Linked DNA regions of Homo sapiens: region 2 is linked to region 1. The links are chromatin loops, found by intact Hi-C in ENCODE. Cell type or tissue: chondrocyte. All regions are shown on one strand. Each heading gives the region's core, and the rest is flanking DNA. Links, peaks and the distances in the headings are about the cores only. Region 1 has its middle 97 kb from the start of FLJ13224. Region 2 overlaps SINHCAF (SIN3-HDAC complex associated factor).

Evidence for each region. A loop is a pair of places that touch in the nucleus more often than their neighbours do. Peaks named below come from ENCODE experiments on the same cell type or tissue, not always from the same donor. Only the 100,000 strongest peaks of a DNase experiment are listed, where the experiment ranks them.
Region 2: it touches region 1 in a loop (5-fold over the local background); 1 of 110 quality-filtered maps calls a loop at or near these places.

Annotation. Positions count from the first base shown.
Region 1 is chr12:31,223,563-31,231,892 of GRCh38, reverse strand. No RefSeq gene overlaps it. Among named protein-coding and RNA genes, the nearest start is that of FLJ13224, 97 kb to the left of the region's middle. RefSeq lists a silencer at 2,821-3,378. In chondrocyte, for the core only: no CTCF peak of the experiment used is centred there; a DNase peak (open chromatin) is centred at 4,985.
Region 2 is chr12:31,273,505-31,281,834 of GRCh38, reverse strand. SINHCAF (SIN3-HDAC complex associated factor) reads left to right here. Exons shown (of 6, transcript NM_001135812.2): 6 at 1-1,251. Among named protein-coding and RNA genes, the nearest start is that of FLJ13224, 47 kb to the left of the region's middle. RefSeq lists a silencer at 2,586-2,880. In chondrocyte, for the core only: no CTCF peak of the experiment used is centred there; no DNase peak of the experiment used is centred there.

The DNA of each region.
Region 1 (8,330 bases), core at 245-8,244:
GTCCCCTGTGGTCATTACTGCCCCCTGCTGAGTCCCCTCGGGTGTGTGGCCGTGTGTACCTGCCTCCCCTGTGTCATCCTCACCTGATTCTCATGGGGCCCTGGAAGGAAGTGATGACTGTTTCATTTTATAGCTCCACAGCAGATGACACCCAAGGTAAGAGCGGTTAAGTTACTTTGCCAAGGTCACATGGCTGGTCCATGAGGGAGGAGACATTTAAACCCAGGGCTGTCTGGCTTGGAACCTCTGCTTCTCACGCTATGCCAGCCTGTCTCTACTGCACTGTGGTATTAACCACGAGCACAATATTAACTGCTGTGGTTTAATGTGTGTTTTATATATTACAGCAATGGCACTAAGATGGCAAGGATGTTTGAGAGTTGTGGCTTGCTGGTTGTTGCTGTAACTAGGTTTGTACATGAAATATTAGCAATCAATAAACATGAGAAGGAATGCAGAACATCACTAGTAATCAAAGAAATCCAAATTATGGCAACAATAGTATACTACTTTTTGCCTTTCTTTTTTCTTTATTATTATTCTTTTTTTTATAGAGATAGGATCTCACCTTGTTGCTCAGGCTGGAGTGCAGTGGTGCAATCATAGCTACTGCAGGCTCAAATTTCTGGCCTCAAGTGATTCTTCTGCCTCAGCCTCCCTAGTAGCTGGGACTACAGGTGCATGCCATCTTGCCTTCCAAATGTGCACAGATTTTTAAGCTGATAACTGCTAACATGATGCAGCCCTCTACTCCAGCACTGGTGGAGTATAGCGTGTCAAAACCTTTGAGAAAAGCCTCTTTGCAAAGGGTACTACAAGCCTTAAGAACTAAGGCTAAGGGCACTAAAGGCATATCTTTGGACCAGTAACTGCACTTCTAAAACTCCATATTAAGAAAATAATAAGAAAAGCTATCAAATATCTTATGTGTTAGAGTGCTCATTAAAGAGCAATTTATAATAAAGGAAAATCAAAAACAATTTAAATTTCTTACATTATGGGAACATTTTATTTATTTACTTTTTATTTTTTGGGACAGAGTCTCACTATGTTGCCAGGTTAACATGCAATTGTGTGATCTCAGCTCACTGCAACCTCTGCCTCCCAGGTTCAAGCAATTCTCCTGCCTCAGCCTCTTGAGTAGCTAGGATTACATGTGCATGCCAGCATGCCCAGCTAATTTTTGTATTTTTAGTAGGCATGGGGTTTCACCATGTTGGCCAGGCTAGTCTTGAACTCCTGACCATGTGATCCACCCACCTTGGCCTCCCAAAGTGCTGGGATTACAGGCATGAGCCATTGCACCTGGCCCATTAGGGGAACATTTTAAATAAAGTATGGTATGTGCATGGATGAGTGGGTTTGGGAAACTATTAAATGACACAGGGAAAATGTTCTCAATGCACTGTGAAGTTTACATACTATGTATATATGTATAATTATGTATTGTATTACCAACATACATGCCTTAAAGTTTTCTCTTTTTATTTATTTATTAATTTATTTTTTGAGACAGGGTCTGGCTCTGTTGCCCGGGCTGGAGGTGTAGTGGCACCATCTCAGCTCACTGTAGCTTTAATCTCCTGGACTCAAGCCTCAGCCTCCCCAGTAGCTGGGATTACAGGTGCGCACCAACATGCCTAGCTAATTTTTGTGGTTTTTGTAGAGACAGGTTTCGCCATGTTGTCCAGACTTGTCTCAGACTCCTGGGCTTAAGCGACTCACCCACCTCAGCCTCCCAAAGTGCTGGGATTATAGGCGTGAGCCACAACTCCCAGCTTTAAGTTTGCTCTTTTTGGTGTACAGTTCTTGGAGTTTTAAAAAACACATACAGTTGCAGGTGTGTCCATGTAATTTCAAGTGAGGAAAAATAGAATACAGTATTTTCCTAAGTTTTGAAAACATATATGTTTTCCTCATATGGCTGGAAGGAGAGCACTAAAGAGTAATCAAAGTAAGTGGACCTGGCTTAGTGGCCCTGGAGAAATGGCGTGCAAAATTTTAAACAAACATTTTCCTCCTGGGCCTCAGTTTGTTTTCCATGAGATACCATGAGTGCCCTCAGTCCTGCTGTAGTCAGTGTGGTAGGTGTGGGCTCCAGGCCACGATAGGCCCTGACTGTGGGCAGAGGCCCCAGACTTACCAGTGTGCCCAGTGGGGCTGGAGAGGCGGTGGGGCATGGCCAGCCTGGGGCTCTGGTGTGTGTCTCTTGGCTCAGTATAGAATGAAAGGCTGCCAGCCGGGGCCGTGTCCTGGCTGGAGAGCAGTGGAGGGCAAAGTCCTCTCCCTGCACCCTCCTCACTGTCTCTGCCAGGCAGCTGCTTCAGAGTTGGGGCCCAGGAGGTAGAGGGCTCCTAGAGAAGAAGTCTGCCAGTTCCCTTAAAGAACTAGAATCCTCCGTCTTCTTCTGGGTGGGGTCAGCTAATCAGGCGAGCCAACATTCTGCTGCCCAGCCCTCTCGCCGCCCCCCTGCCTCCTCTGGTTCCCGAGGCTGGCTTCATGGATCCCCTCTCAGAGCTTCCTTGGTCCCGTGAGGGTGGCGTTATTCTTACTTTGTTCCCAGTAGGGAGAAGCCTTTGTGTGTAGTTGGCTGAGCATCTAGAAGCTGCTCTTTCAAAGTCACTAGCCGGGGTGGGATGAGGATGGGCTGCTTTAGGGCCAGGGGGCCCTTGCCAGCAGCCTGGGAGGGGCTCTGCCACTTGCCCTGCTCTAGGTTGTTTTGGGCATGGCCCAGGCCCTGGACATGCCTTCTGTCCAATGCCTGGAGCCCTGGGATGCCACCCAGTCTGTCCCCTGTCCCCTCCTCCATCCACCAGTGAGCACGGCTCCCATTCTGCAGATAAGGAGCAACAGCCTAGACATGCGACACAGCCTGCCCAAGCTCCCATGGCCAGTTCTGGAAAGAGCCCAGAGTAGAATCTGGGTGCCCCGATGGCCAGGAGTTTTCTTTCCCCTTTGCCTGCCAGCAGAGGATGTAACAGACGAACAAGGGGCTCCAGTAGTCGCTGGGCTTGACCCAGGCCCGGGGCCTTTCCTTCTATGGCGGCCGCACCCGTACCTCACGCACATTCCCAATTGCGCAGAAGTGAAGTGTGGGCCTGTCCTAGAGGGACTCTGAGGCAGGGTATTCAGCCAGGAGTTCTGTGGAGAACTGGGTCCCCAGAGGCCTCGTAGCACAGCCTCTGAATCAGCCTGAGAAAGCTGGGGTGTGGGTGGTATATTTGGGGGAATGAAGGAGGCTATCATTGTTGAGTCTTAAAAACCAAAGCAGAGGCCGGGCATGGTGGCTCACACCTGTAATCCCAGCACTTTGGGAGGCTGAGGCGGGTGGATAACCTGAGGTTGGGAGTTCGAGACCAGCCTGACCAACATGGAGAAACCCCATATCTACTAAAAATACAAAATTAGCCGGGCATCCTGTAATCCCAGCTACTTGGGAGGCTGAGGCAGGATAATCGCTTGAACCTGGGAGGCGGAGGTTGTGGTGAGCCGAGATTGTGCCACTGCACTCCAGCCTGGACAACAAGAGCAAAACTCCATCTCAGGAAATCAAACAAACAAACAAACAAACACAAAAACCAAAGCAGAAAAAAATAACTGAATACAGAGGCGTCCCTGCAAGCCTGTCATAAGGATGTTTGTTTCTCATGAGCTTTTCCACCTTCTTCCTTGTTGCGAGTGGCTGCGCAGTGGTTGATTTCCATGTCTTATTGTCTGCTGGGCTCAGCCATCATGTGGTGGTGACCCCACTGCCATCACAGCCACCGTTTGTGGAGCATCTCTCATAGGCCAGGCGTGGAGCGGGGTGCTTTACCACCTCACTGAATTTCCGATACAACCCCAGGAGGTGGGAGCTCCTGTTTGTTGTTCCTATTTTGCACATAAGGGGGCTCAGAGTAGTTAAGTAAGTTGCTCGCGTTCCACAGCAGTTTGTGGGGCACCAGCTCTGGCTGACTTGAGGTCCTCACTCTTCCTCAGGGCTGTACTGATCCCTTCCTCCTCACATGGCTGAGCCCTGAGCCCAGGAGATAGAGCTGTTGGCTAAGCAGCTTAGTGTGTGCCCAGATCACAGCAGGAGAAGCAGCCAGGCCTCTGCCCCTCCACTCTCACCCTCCCTGGCTCCCTTTCCATGGGCTGGCCTTGCATGGGTTTGGCTGAGGAGGGCAGCGAAGGCCCCGTTGGTTTCCTGTTTCCTCTGAAGTGAGCTGTTGGGCAGACGGAGAGCCCAAGCCAGGTGCCAGCAATGGGCGGCAAAGGGGCGAGAGGTGACTGAGCTCAAGGGCACCGCCTTTGAGAAGCCAGCTCTGATCGTGCTGTCCTGAGGCTCCACTGTGCTCACAGGCTCTCTCGCTGGGAACCAAGGGCTTACCAGCTGGCCTTGGCTGTCAGTTGTAAGTTCTCTGGTGCCTGGCACCTGGGGCGAGGCTGTCCTTACAGCTTGTCCATCGGAACTGCTGGGTGTAAGTGTTAGCAACAGGGCCTGTCTGGGGGCACCTTGCCCCAAACAGTGCACTCCAAGGTGGAGGGTGCTTACGTGATGCTGTTTTTGACCCCAGCAGTCTGCGCAGAGGCAGGGAGATGACTATGTCTATGACTTAGGCTTCTTGACCCAGAGTCCCGTCCCCTCCCCAAGAGACTGTCAGCCACATGGACCCTGGTCCCTGTGGATGAACAAGTCCAGGCTGGCCTCATCCTCTTCCTGGGCCTCCTTTTCTTTCCCTGAACTTCCAAAGCCCCTCAACCATTTCCCCAAAGCCTGTGGACATCTCGGGAGGTGAGGAAGGTAGAATTCCCACCCGCTACCTCTCTGTCCCAGTGGGCAGGAGGCCAGGTCCTTCTCTGCCAGCCGCAGCCCTGGAGCTGGGTCCCAGCCCTCCCTCGATGGCACGAGGTGCACAGTTGGGAGGAGCAGAGGCAGCTGGTGGTGTGGGCTGGGGCCTCTGAGGAGTGGCCTGGCGAGCTCTCCTTTGGGAAGACATGCCCTCCAGTCACCTCCTGCCCACCAGACCCTGTGCTCACAGACAGCGAGCGCCAGTGGCAGCAGGTCCTGCCAGATGGCAAGGCCCCAGCTGCCCCTGTAACCGGGACCATGTGGTGGCTGGTCTCTTTAGTCACAGTGTGAGAGCCGGCTAATGTGGGAAGAGGGTTCACAGCGGCCAGTTCCTGCTGGAGTAGCAGAGAAAGGAGCGCGTGTGGTTCACTAGGCTCACACCACCCCAGCCAGGCTCAGGAGATGATTCCTGTGGAGTCAGTAGCCTTGGGGGCTTCCTTGCCAGGGCTCTCCCCTCCCCTTCCCCTCCTAGGGCAGTTGACCTGGTGGCCTCATCTCTCAGCATCCAGCAGCCTGCCTTGGGAGCTTAGGGGCCTCTTCTGCTGAGCCTCTCTCCCTCTTTGTGCCTTCCTTCTTGACCCTAAGAAGAAGGGCACTGGGTCTTTCCAAGGACTCCGGTAGCTCAGCTCACCTAGGTGCTCAGTGATCCTGGGAAGAATAGCAAACACCACCCACACCCCCAGGCCCTGCTCCCCTCCAGCCTAGGCAGGTGCATTCCCTCTGCTGCTCACTGGCAGTGCCTGGTTCTGGAACTCAGCACACACAAGGGCAGGGCTGGCTTAAAGGTTTTCATTTTAAGTCTCTTAAAATTAAAGGATTTTATTTTAAAGAAATTAAAATTTCTTCCATTTCTCTGAAGGAATGAGGCCTACCCATGCTAGGTAGGCAGCTCCATCAGGCCTGGTGGTAGGGGCCGTCTGTGGAGGTCAGGAGTGTACCCGCATGCCTGCTCCCCTCCACAGCACATTGTGGTTCTCCCACGAGTTTATCTGAGTTCTCCTGGTCTCAGCCATGTTTTATCCTGTGTCATCCCCACGGTAAGGAACTCCTTGCCTTTGCCCGTTGTGTAAAACTCAACTGCCGTTTATTTGTCCTTAGATCATTCTTTTGAGCTTCAAGGGATGCCTGGGGTTCTGTTTCAGGTCTGTGTCAGTTCTCTTTATTGTCCTTTGTGATTTTGCAGACTTGATCCAATGCCATCAGTCCTGTTTTTCCAGAATGGAGTTCCTGGCTTTTTGTATTCACCCGTCATGTCTCACCATTTCATGTGCCTCTTGGATGTCTGGTGTGCTTCATGTGTCAGAGTGAGTCTCCCCAGTAGAGTTGGGGTGCCCTGAAGGCAGGGCCTTTATCCCCCTTTCCTAGATCCACCTGCAGCCACACACACAGGAAGACCTTCCCACCGCACAGATAGACTCGAGAAGCCCCGTCTCTGCTCCCATTCTAGTCCCAGCCGGACCATGCTGAGGTCAGCTTCTTAGTGGCCACAGACATTGCCCATCCCAGGTTGGCTCAAGGCACCAGGTCCATGACACCAGAACCCTTTCCCGCTGCTGTGACAGGAGTGCTGAAGGTGTGCAGAGCTGGGCTCTTGGACTTCTTCTGTGTGATTGTTGGCTGCCAGGCTCAGGGAGCAGCCAGGTTAGTGGCCGTGATAGGCACAGCAGCCCTGAGGAAGGGCCTTGGATGCTGGGAGGGACTGAGGTGATAGGGTAGCCTATGGGGGTGGCACCAGGCTCTCTTCCATGCACCGCCTCATCTCCTGTCTGCTTCCCCTCCCTTCTCAGCTCCCTTTCTTCCTCATTGTTCTCCTCTTCCTTCCCTGCTGTGCTTTGGGAGTTATCTCAGTCGCAGGCATGCCCTCCCGCCACCCCATCTCCAGGAGAGAGCTCGGAAGAAATTCCTCATTGTTGGCTTCATACTGCCATGGGTTACTTAGAGGCTGGGGCATTTTTGAGATCAAAGGCTGCCGTTAGAGATGGTCAGAGAGCATTGGTGGCATGCAGAGCCACAGCAGAGACCACCTCCAGGACTAAGGAAGGGAGATGACAGTAAGTGTGCACCTGCTGTGTGACACATGCTGTCCACAGGGCCTGGAATCTGGCAGCAGAGGGAGCTGGGTGCTGTGGCCTTCCCAGCAATGAGCTGCCCTGGGGATGAAATCCCTGCACTGTGACACCCTCCTTGGTGTGAGTGTACCATGGGGTCTGAAGGAGGAGGGGGCAAGGTTGAGGGCTCTGAGTGGCTGATCTTGACAGATGATGGATGTGTCTGAGAGGGGAGAAGGCCCAGCCTTGCATTCTTGGGAACAGGTGCTGATTGCCTTCAGGGCTCCAGCCTCTTTTCTTGGCCTTTTCAATGCTCAGACATCCTCTTCCTTGCCCTCACCCCTGCTCTTCCCACATCTTCAAAGCTGAAGGAGTCTCCTTATTCTGGAGGTGAGGAGCAGTGAGGGAGAACTGCCTGTAAGTCAGCAGAGAACTGGACAAGGGTGCCTAGCCTTGCGCCTGGGTCAGGTCTGCAGGTGCCTTCTACACCAACCTTGTGCCTAAGTGCCAGGTTTCCAGCTAAATGCTCAACACATTTCTTCACCAAAAAGAGAGCTGAAATGAATGACTGTGGGGTTCTGTCTTGTCCATTCTGATAATGATAACAATGATGACAACAGCATCCAACACCTGTAGAATGTTCACTAGCCACCAGGCACTGTTTCTTATGTTAACTTAGTTTTTCTTTGCAATGATCTTGAAGGGATACATTTAACATATATGAAAAATGAGTTGCAGATGAATTGAGTCGCCAAGGGCTCTGTTTACAAGCATGCCTCCCCACCATCCTGTCCTTAAAATAGTGATTCCAAGTTAGTTTTCATTAATGATCCATGAGTGATGGCCAGCATGCAGCACCTAGTTTCATGTGGACATTTCTCTCTCTGGTTTATGACCACTGCACGGGGTGGATGGTTATTATTATTGGGAATAACCGTGTATCAGAGTGCAGCTCTTAGCCTGGAGAATGGGAAATGGAAAGGACCAGAGATTCAAAGAAGGCAATTTACCCAAGGTCACACAGCCCTTTAAGGCCAAGTAGAGCCTCCTAAGCATTTCTTGCCACACTCTCCCAGGCCCACCCACACCTCTGTTGCAATGGAGGGCCCCACTACCCAGGAGAGCAGGTCTAGGGCACAGTGCCAAGCCTGATGAATGTCCTTCATACCCTTTTCAAACAACAGGCTACGATTAGGCCTAATTATAGGGGCCTGGTCCCTTAATATTCTTCCTGGCATGTCTCTTGCCAATCAAATCAGTGCCATCTGCAGTGTGATTCCTGCTTTAGTGGCATCAAGGGGAGGAGTTAATTCAACCCAATGTAAATAGATTCTGCCCTCACTTTGCAATTTAAGGAGTGTTTTTCCCTCCTGTCCCGCACCCCCACATGCACCTCCTTCCTTCTGGCTCCCTAAGCTCTAGCCTGGGTGAGCAGGGTCTGGACACTCTAT
Region 2 (8,330 bases), core at 96-8,095, 50 kb before region 1:
TGTGCCTCCCTTCATATTAATATTTGATAAAGATTTTAATTTATGTAAAACTTCTAAAGCAGAATCAAAGCTCCTCTTGGGGAAATGGCAAGTCTTTAGGATAGGCAAGACCCTGTATGAATAGTACCAAAGCATTACCGCATGGTAGAGAACACACTCGATTAAAAATGTTAAGCTATCTGAAAAATAAAATGTGCAAGTCTTCAGGATGGCACAAAACAAAGGTTAATGCTTCTTGGGGCACATTTCTTAGAGGGCTTGCTGAGTGTGTAAATATAATCGACTTTTGTTTGTGTTACATGACTTCTGTGACTTCATTGAAAATCTGCACAATTCAGTTTCAGCTCTGGATTACTTCAGTTGACCTTTGTGAAGGTTTTTATCTGTGTAGAATGGGTGTTTGACTTGTTTTAGCCTATTAAATTTTTATTTTCTTTCACTCTGTATTAAAAGTAAAACTTACTAAAAGAAAAGAGGTTTGTGTTCACATTAAATGGTTTTGGTTTGGCTTCTTTTAGTCAGGCTTTCTGAACATTGAGATATCCTGAACTTAGAGCTCTTCAATCCTAAGATTTTCATGAAAAGCCTCTCACTTGAACCCAAACCAGAGTACTCTTACTGCCTCTTTTCTAAATGTTCAGGAAAAGCATTGCCAGTTCAGTCTTTTCAAAATGAGGGAGAAACATTTGCCTGCCTTGTAATAACAAGACTCAGTGCTTATTTTTTAAACTGCATTTTAAAAATTGGATAGTATAATAACAATAAGGAGTAAGCCACCTTTTATAGGCACCCTGTAGTTTTATAGTTCTTAATCTAAACATTTTATATTTCCTTCTTTTGGAAAAAACCTACATGCTACAAGCCACCATATGCACAGACTATACAGTGAGTTGAGTTGGCTCTCCCACAGTCTTTGAGGTGAATTACAAAAGTCCAGCCATTATCATCCTCCTGAGTTATTTGAAATGATTTTTTTTGTACATTTTGGCTGCAGTATTGGTGGTAGAATATACTATAATATGGATCATCTCTACTTCTGTATTTATTTATTTATTACTAGACCTCAACCACAGTCTTCTTTTTCCCCTTCCACCTCTCTTTGCCTGTAGGATGTACTGTATGTAGTCATGCACTTTGTATTAATATATTAGAAATCTACAGATCTGTTTTGTACTTTTTATACTGTTGGATACTTATAATCAAAACTTTTACTAGGGTATTGAATAAATCTAGTCTTACTAGAAAATAAAAGGAGCTGTTTTGTGGCTTTGTTTGACAGGTCTTCAGTAAGAATAATGTTTTTGGCTTTCACATATACTCAGTTTAAGTGCTTAGTATTAATAACAAGCCATGAAGGGAATAAATTCCTCTTCACTGAGACATAGACTTTGGAATAAAAGACATTTTAACTGATGTGCACAATTATTAATCTAGTGGATAAGATGGATTTAAAAGGAAGAACAAAATGTTCCCAGTACTTTTTACTGTCTGTGGTTTTATTACTATCTATGGGCATAGTGGGAAGCATCATTGAGACTTTAGGGAAACTATAAAAGTTGGAAGGGTGGTGGCATCAGGGGTTGGATGCTGGTTCTCAAGTTCCTAGCTCTGCCCCTTGTTAGTCATTTGAGTTAAATAATTAATGGGAATATCTACTTCACAGGATTATGAGGAATCCTAAGAGGTGTAATCCATATCAAACTTTTAGAAACCAGTTGTTTTATTACCTGGGAAAGGTAATAAAGGGCCAGACTTTTTATACTACTGTTAGTATTTAAATTTGGGATAGTCTGGATGCCACCTAATACAGTTACTATGAAATTAACAAGGTAACTAAGGAAGTTGATAGTACCAGTATTATCTATTGCTATGTCCTAAATTACCATAGATTTAGTGGCTTAAAACAAATGCGTCTCAGTTTCTGTCTGAGCATGGTTTAGATAGGTCCTTTAGAAAGCTCATGGTCTCATCTGCATTCTCACCTGGTGATTTGGGAAGAACTCATTTCAGCCTCACTCGGCTGGCAGAATTCAGTTCTTGCCACTGCAGGACTGAGTGTCCAGACCTCTCACTGGTTGTCAGCTGGAGGCCCCCGCTTAGTTCCTTGCCAGCTGGGTGCTCCCTGCATGGCCTGGCTGCTGACTGGACCACTGACATGATTACTGTCACTACCAGCAAGTGTCGAGAGCCAAGCTGCCAGCAAGAGGGGTCTTTTCAGGTCCTGCCCATATCCAAGGGGAGAGGCTCATACGAAGGATTGGATACCAAGAGGTGCGGGTGGGGCTAATGGGAAGGCACCTAGAGTTTGTCACAGCTTTTTTTTTTTTTAACTGAATCTCTTTAAATTGGTCGTCTCGCCCTACAATGCAAATGCTTTGTGTAGCAAGTAAAAAGAAAAATGGCTCTCACAATATGAAAAACCCTGGCTGGGCACTGTGGCTTATATAAACCTGTAATCCCAGCACTTTGGGAGGCCCAGGCGGGTGGATCCCTTGAGGTCAGGAGTTCAAGTCCAACCAGGCCAACATGGTGAAACACCGTCTCTACTAAAAATAAAAAAATTAGCCAGGCATGGTGGCATGCGCCTGTGGTCCCAGCCACTCGAGAGATTGAGGCAGGAGAATTGCTTGAACCTGGGAGGTAGAGGTTGCAGTGAGCTGAGTTGGGCCACTGCACTCCAGTCTGGGTGACAGAGTAAGACTCCACCTCCAAAGAAAAAAAAGAAAAGACCTACTGTTGGGCCAGACACTTTTAAACATTGTTTAAGTAACCCTGCAAAGTAAAAAAAAATCTATTTACCGGTAAGAGGAGGTGCCAGGAGGTCATGTAACTTGAATGAAAGAATCTGCTTTTCTTATTTGAAAGCCTTTGTTCTCTAAACTGTCTCCTGTCTGCTGCAGTAATGCTGTCCTAACCCTCATTGGAAACTATTCCCTGGGTCTCTTCTTGCCTCCCTTCTTTCTGAAGGCTGAAATGAGGGGCAAGTTTAACTTTTGCAGATACGTTGATCTTTAACTTAAATCAAATTCTGTTTTTTAATTTTGATAATGTTCAAAGTACCTATTATCTGTCTTTTTGTGGAGAAAACTGCTGGAGGTTTAGTGAAACGATATCTTAAAACAATTCATCAAGGTGGCTGCTCTGCAGTGAACAATAGAAGGTACCCTGGGAGCTCTTCTATTCAGCGTCCCTAGAACAGTTTCCTAGTGCCCCAGATTTAGCATTGTAGTGGCCAGGCAATCATTTTTGTGTGATGTTCAGTGAACTCGGAAGGGAGGAGAAAGCCAAATTAGATCAAAGATAGATAATTTCACAGGCTCATGTTCTCAAAGAAAGGGATCTGCGGGTTCTGTCTAACAATTTCTCAAGCTGTGGAGTTTGGTTACTCATTGTAGTCATGAGAATGCTTTAGGTATCAAATACCTTACACCCTGGTTAGAAACTGCTTGTTATTGTATGTTGACTAGGGGGTCTTAGACAAACTTAGTTGCAAGCTTTAGCATGAAAGAACTTAGTCATTCAGTTTAGAGAGAGACAAAAGATTTTTTTGCGAAAGCCTGCTCTTTATCTGAAAGGGGAAAATGATTTATTCTGTTTTACAGCATTTATTCTCTAAACTTCTATGGCTTATATTAGCTTAACTGTGTCTCCAGGTATTGGCTTTTTTTTTTTTTTTTTTTTCAGACAGAGTCTTGCTCTTGTTACCCAGGCTGGAGTGCAATGGCGTGATCTCGGCTCACTGCAACCTCCGCCTCCTGGGTTCAAGCGATCCTCCTGCCTCAGCCTCCCGAGTAGCTGGGATTACAGGCGCCTGCCACCACGCCCAGCCAATTTTATATTTTTAGTAGAGATAGGGTTTCACCATGTTGGCCAGGCTGGTCTTGAACTTCTAACCTCAGGTGACCCACTTGCCTCAGCCTCCCAAAGTGCTGGGATTATAGACGTGAGCCACCACGCCCAGCCAGTATTGGCTTTTTGCAAATAAAAGAGAAGGATTGTTTTTGCTTACATTTATATTTAAATCTCAAAATAATTAAAACTAAAAAATCTCAAATTATTTAGTAAGTTCCTGGTAGAGTTAAAATAGAAACCTGAAAAATTATACTTTTTTTTTTTTTCCTTTCCTTTTCTTTTTTTTTTTTTTTTTTTTGAGACAGAGTCTCACTGTGTAGCCCAGGCTAGAGAGCAGTGGCTCAATCTCAGCTCACTGCAACCTCTGCCTCCTGGGTTCAAGGGATTGTCCCACCTCAGCCTCCCGAGTAGCTGGGATTACAGGCATGTGCCACCATGCCTGGCTAATTTTTGTATTTTTTGGTAGAGACAGGGTTTCGCCATGTTTGCCAGGCTGGTCTCGAACTCCTGACCTCAAGTGATCTGCTCGCCTCAGCCTCCCAAAGTGCTGGGATTACTGGTGTGACCCACCATGCCTGGCCATACTGTTTTTTTTTTTTTTTTTCCCCTCAAGTAAGTGTATACTTGGCCTCCAATTAACTTTACAAATCTCTTCAATGTTGATCTGTCACTGATGGCTTCTTCATGAGACATTCCAAAGCCTTTATCTTATTTACCCAGCCTCTCCACAGTACTTAATACGATTGACAGTTTCTTTCTTGAAATACTCTTGGTTGAAAACACACTTTCTAGGTTTTCCTTGGACCTCAGATGCTCACTGGCCCAGGCTTCATCTTCAGCCTTCTTCCTAGATTATCTCCATTCCATGGTCCCAGATACCATATGAAATATGCAGACATCTCCCATATCTGTCTCTAGAGATTTTTATCAGTCCTGCTGGCAGGAAATAGATGGCTTACTGAAATTGGATAATTTGAGGAAAGTTTAATAAAAGGACCTTTACAAAGTTGTATGTAGGGTATAGGGAAACCTCAGGGTGAGTTTAGTTCTTGGGACTAGTAACATTGGAGTCCTGTTACTACTACTCCTGGGTCTGAAGATTGAATAGAGGGAGTTGGTTAATGGAACCAGGAGACCAACAGGCTATCTAAAAAGAGTGGGGGCCTGGAGGAAGCAGTAGGAGTAAATATTCTCACTCTCCAGATTGGCCAACTCCATCATTAGTGCCTTCACACCTGTTTGTTTTCTCTGACCCGTTTCCCTACCATCCTATAACTAGGCAACACCTACTTATTTATCCTTCAGGTTTAAGCTGAGGCATTACTTGGGGAAGCATTCCAGAATAATTCCTCTTTCTTCCAACACACACACGTACAAAATAACATGCTACATGGGTTCCAAGAGAGCATGAAGCACTGTTTAGTCACCACTACAGCTCCCAGAGGGGTTGATTAGGATATATTAATAGCAGGGTCACAATAAATATTTATATTGATTGATTGCTTACAACCTGGTATTTTCAGAAATCATATTCTTAGAAGAGTTGAATTTATCCCAACTGTCTTGAATTTTATTCAAGAATGTTAAAAAATACTTTGAAGAAATTTTAAGTACACAGAAAAGTTGAAAGAATAGTATAATAGTATAACTTTCACCTAGATCCACAAATGCAACATTTTACCATATGTGCTTTATCTAATTTCTTTTGCTGAATCATTTGAAAGTAAATTGTAACACCATGATACTTCACCCCTAAATACACATTCATCTAGGAATAAGAATATTCTCCTCCCTAGCCATAATGTCATTGCCATATCTGAGCTGATTAAGAATAACTCAATATCCAATATGATAGATCTGTATGGAATAAATTGTCCCTATCATCCCAAAGTGTCTTTTAAAACATTTTCTCCTCATCCGGGGTCTAGTCCAAGGTTCAGGCATACTTTTGGTTATATCTTTCCTCTTTTAATCTAGAATAGTCCTCTGCTTTTTCTGCCCATGGCAATGAACATTTTGAAGTGTCTAAGCCAATTGTCTTGTAAAATATCCCCTATCCTGGATTTTTCTGGCTATGTTTTATTATTATTATTTTTTATTTTGAGACAGAATATCCCTCTTTTCCCAGGCTGGAGTGCAGTGGCATGATTATAGCTTACTGTAACCCTGAATGCCTGGGCTCAAGCAATTCTCTTGCCTCAGCCTCCTGAGTATCTGGGACTACAGGCCTGTGCCACCATGCCTGGCTATCTTCTTTTTTGGTAGGGATGGGGTCTCACTATGTTGTCCAGGTTTGGTTGTTTTCTTAGTAGATGTGGATTTTACTTTTGGCAAGGATATAGCATAGATTGTGTGGTGCCTCTGTTACTGCATCATGTCAAGAAGCACACAATGTCAGGTTGTCCCACTGTTGGTGATGCTAAGATTAATCGCTGGGTTAAGATCGCCAGATCTTTTTCCATTTTAAAGTATATATCTTTTCTTTTGTAAATGAACAAAATAATCTGTGGGGTAATACTGTGAGACTTTTAAAACAACCTTTCATTGAGCACCTACGTACAAGGCCCTACTAAGTGTTCTAAGTAGTCCCTTGATGCTTGAGAAATCGTGTGGCTAGAATCGTGAAGTCCTTTTTGAGAATCGTAGCATACTAAGATTGTGGGGCTTTTTTCTTGTCATTTAATTGTGTGTGACTTTTATTTTCTATTCAGAAATAAGTATGTAGTGGATGGGGGTAAGGGTTATGTTTGGCACGTGAGCTTATTAGTTAATATCACCAGGGCATAGATGAATAAACAATGGAATTAGAGTCAGGAGACTTGAATTTAAATCCTGGTTTTGCTACTTACTGGCTTTATGATCTTTGATAATTTTTCTCTGAGCTCATTTCCTTTGTAAGTGGAGGAAATAATACCAAACACAGCTGTAGTAAGAGCAAAATGAGGATCATAGAGGGCCTGGCCTATAATAGGTGCACAGTGATAAGCACCTAATGATAAACTTGTTCCCTCATTTGTTCTTTAATCTTTAGGAATGAAGTCTAATTGGATATGCTAAGAATGAAAACTTTTTTGATCTGTAGTTATGATGAACACAGGAAAGGTCTTAAACAGTTCACATCAACAACCACCCCTCTGCCCCCATAAAAAAGCTCAAAGCTTTCTTAGGTTTCAGTGCTTAAAGGAGAATATGTATTCACTACAAGATTATTATGCTTTGGCAGCACATGAATCCCAGGATTGGGAAATTGTAGAGAGGGCATGAAGCTATGCCAGATATAATTAAGCTGCACAAAAAGTATGTTGAAATCCAGAGGGTGGCCAAGATAGGCTCTCAGGATGATTTTTTGAAGGAATGATTATATTAGATTCAGGGAGTACATGTGCAGGTTTGTTACTGGGCTCTATTGCGTGATGCTGAGGTTTGGGGTGTGAATGTCACTCAGATAGTAAGCACAGTACCTAACAGTTTTTCAACCCTTGTCACCTTCCCCCTTCCAGTAGTCCCCACTGTCTGTTGTTGCCATCTTTTTATGTCCATGAGTACCCATGGTTTAGCTTCCACTTATGAATGAGTATATGTGGTATTTGGTTTTCTGTTCCTGTGTTAATTTGTTTCGGGTAGGCCTACCCAAGGATGATTTTTTAAAAATTTTATTATTATTATACTTTAAGTTTTAGGGTACGTGTGCACAACGTGCAAGTTTGTTGCATATGTATACATGTGCCATGTTGGTGTGCTGCACCCATTAACTCGTCATTTAGCATTAGATATATCTCCTAATGCTATCCCTCCCCATTCCCCCCACCCCACAACAGTCCCCAGTGTGTGATGTTCCCCTTCCTGTGTCCATGTTTTCTCATCGTTCAATTCCCACCTATGAGTGAGAACATGCGGTGTTTGGTTTTTTGTCCTTGCGATAGTTTGCTGAGAATGATGGTTTCCAGTTTCATCCATGTCCCTACAAAGAACATGAACTCATCAGTTTTTATGGCTGCGTAGTATTCCATGGTGTATATGTGCCACATTTTCTGAATGCAGTCTATCGTTGTTGGACATTTAGGTTGGTTTCAAGTCTTTGCTACTGTGAATAGTGCCGCAATAAACATACATGTGCATGTGTCTTTATAGCAGCATGATTTATAATCCTTTGGGTATATACCCAGTAATGGGATGGCTGGGTCAAATGGTATTTCTAGTTCTAGATCCCTGAGGAATCGCCACACTGACTTCAAATGTAATCCAGCATATAAACAGAACCAAAGACAAAAATCACATGATTATCTCAATAGATGCAGAAAAGGCCTTTGACAAAATTCAGCAACCCTTCATGCTAAAAATTCTCAATAAATTAGGTATTGATGGGACGTATCTCAAAATAATAAGAGCTATCTATGACAAACCCACAGCCAATATCATACTGAATGCACAAAAACTGGAAGCATTCCCTTTGAAAACGGGCGCAAAACAGGGATGCC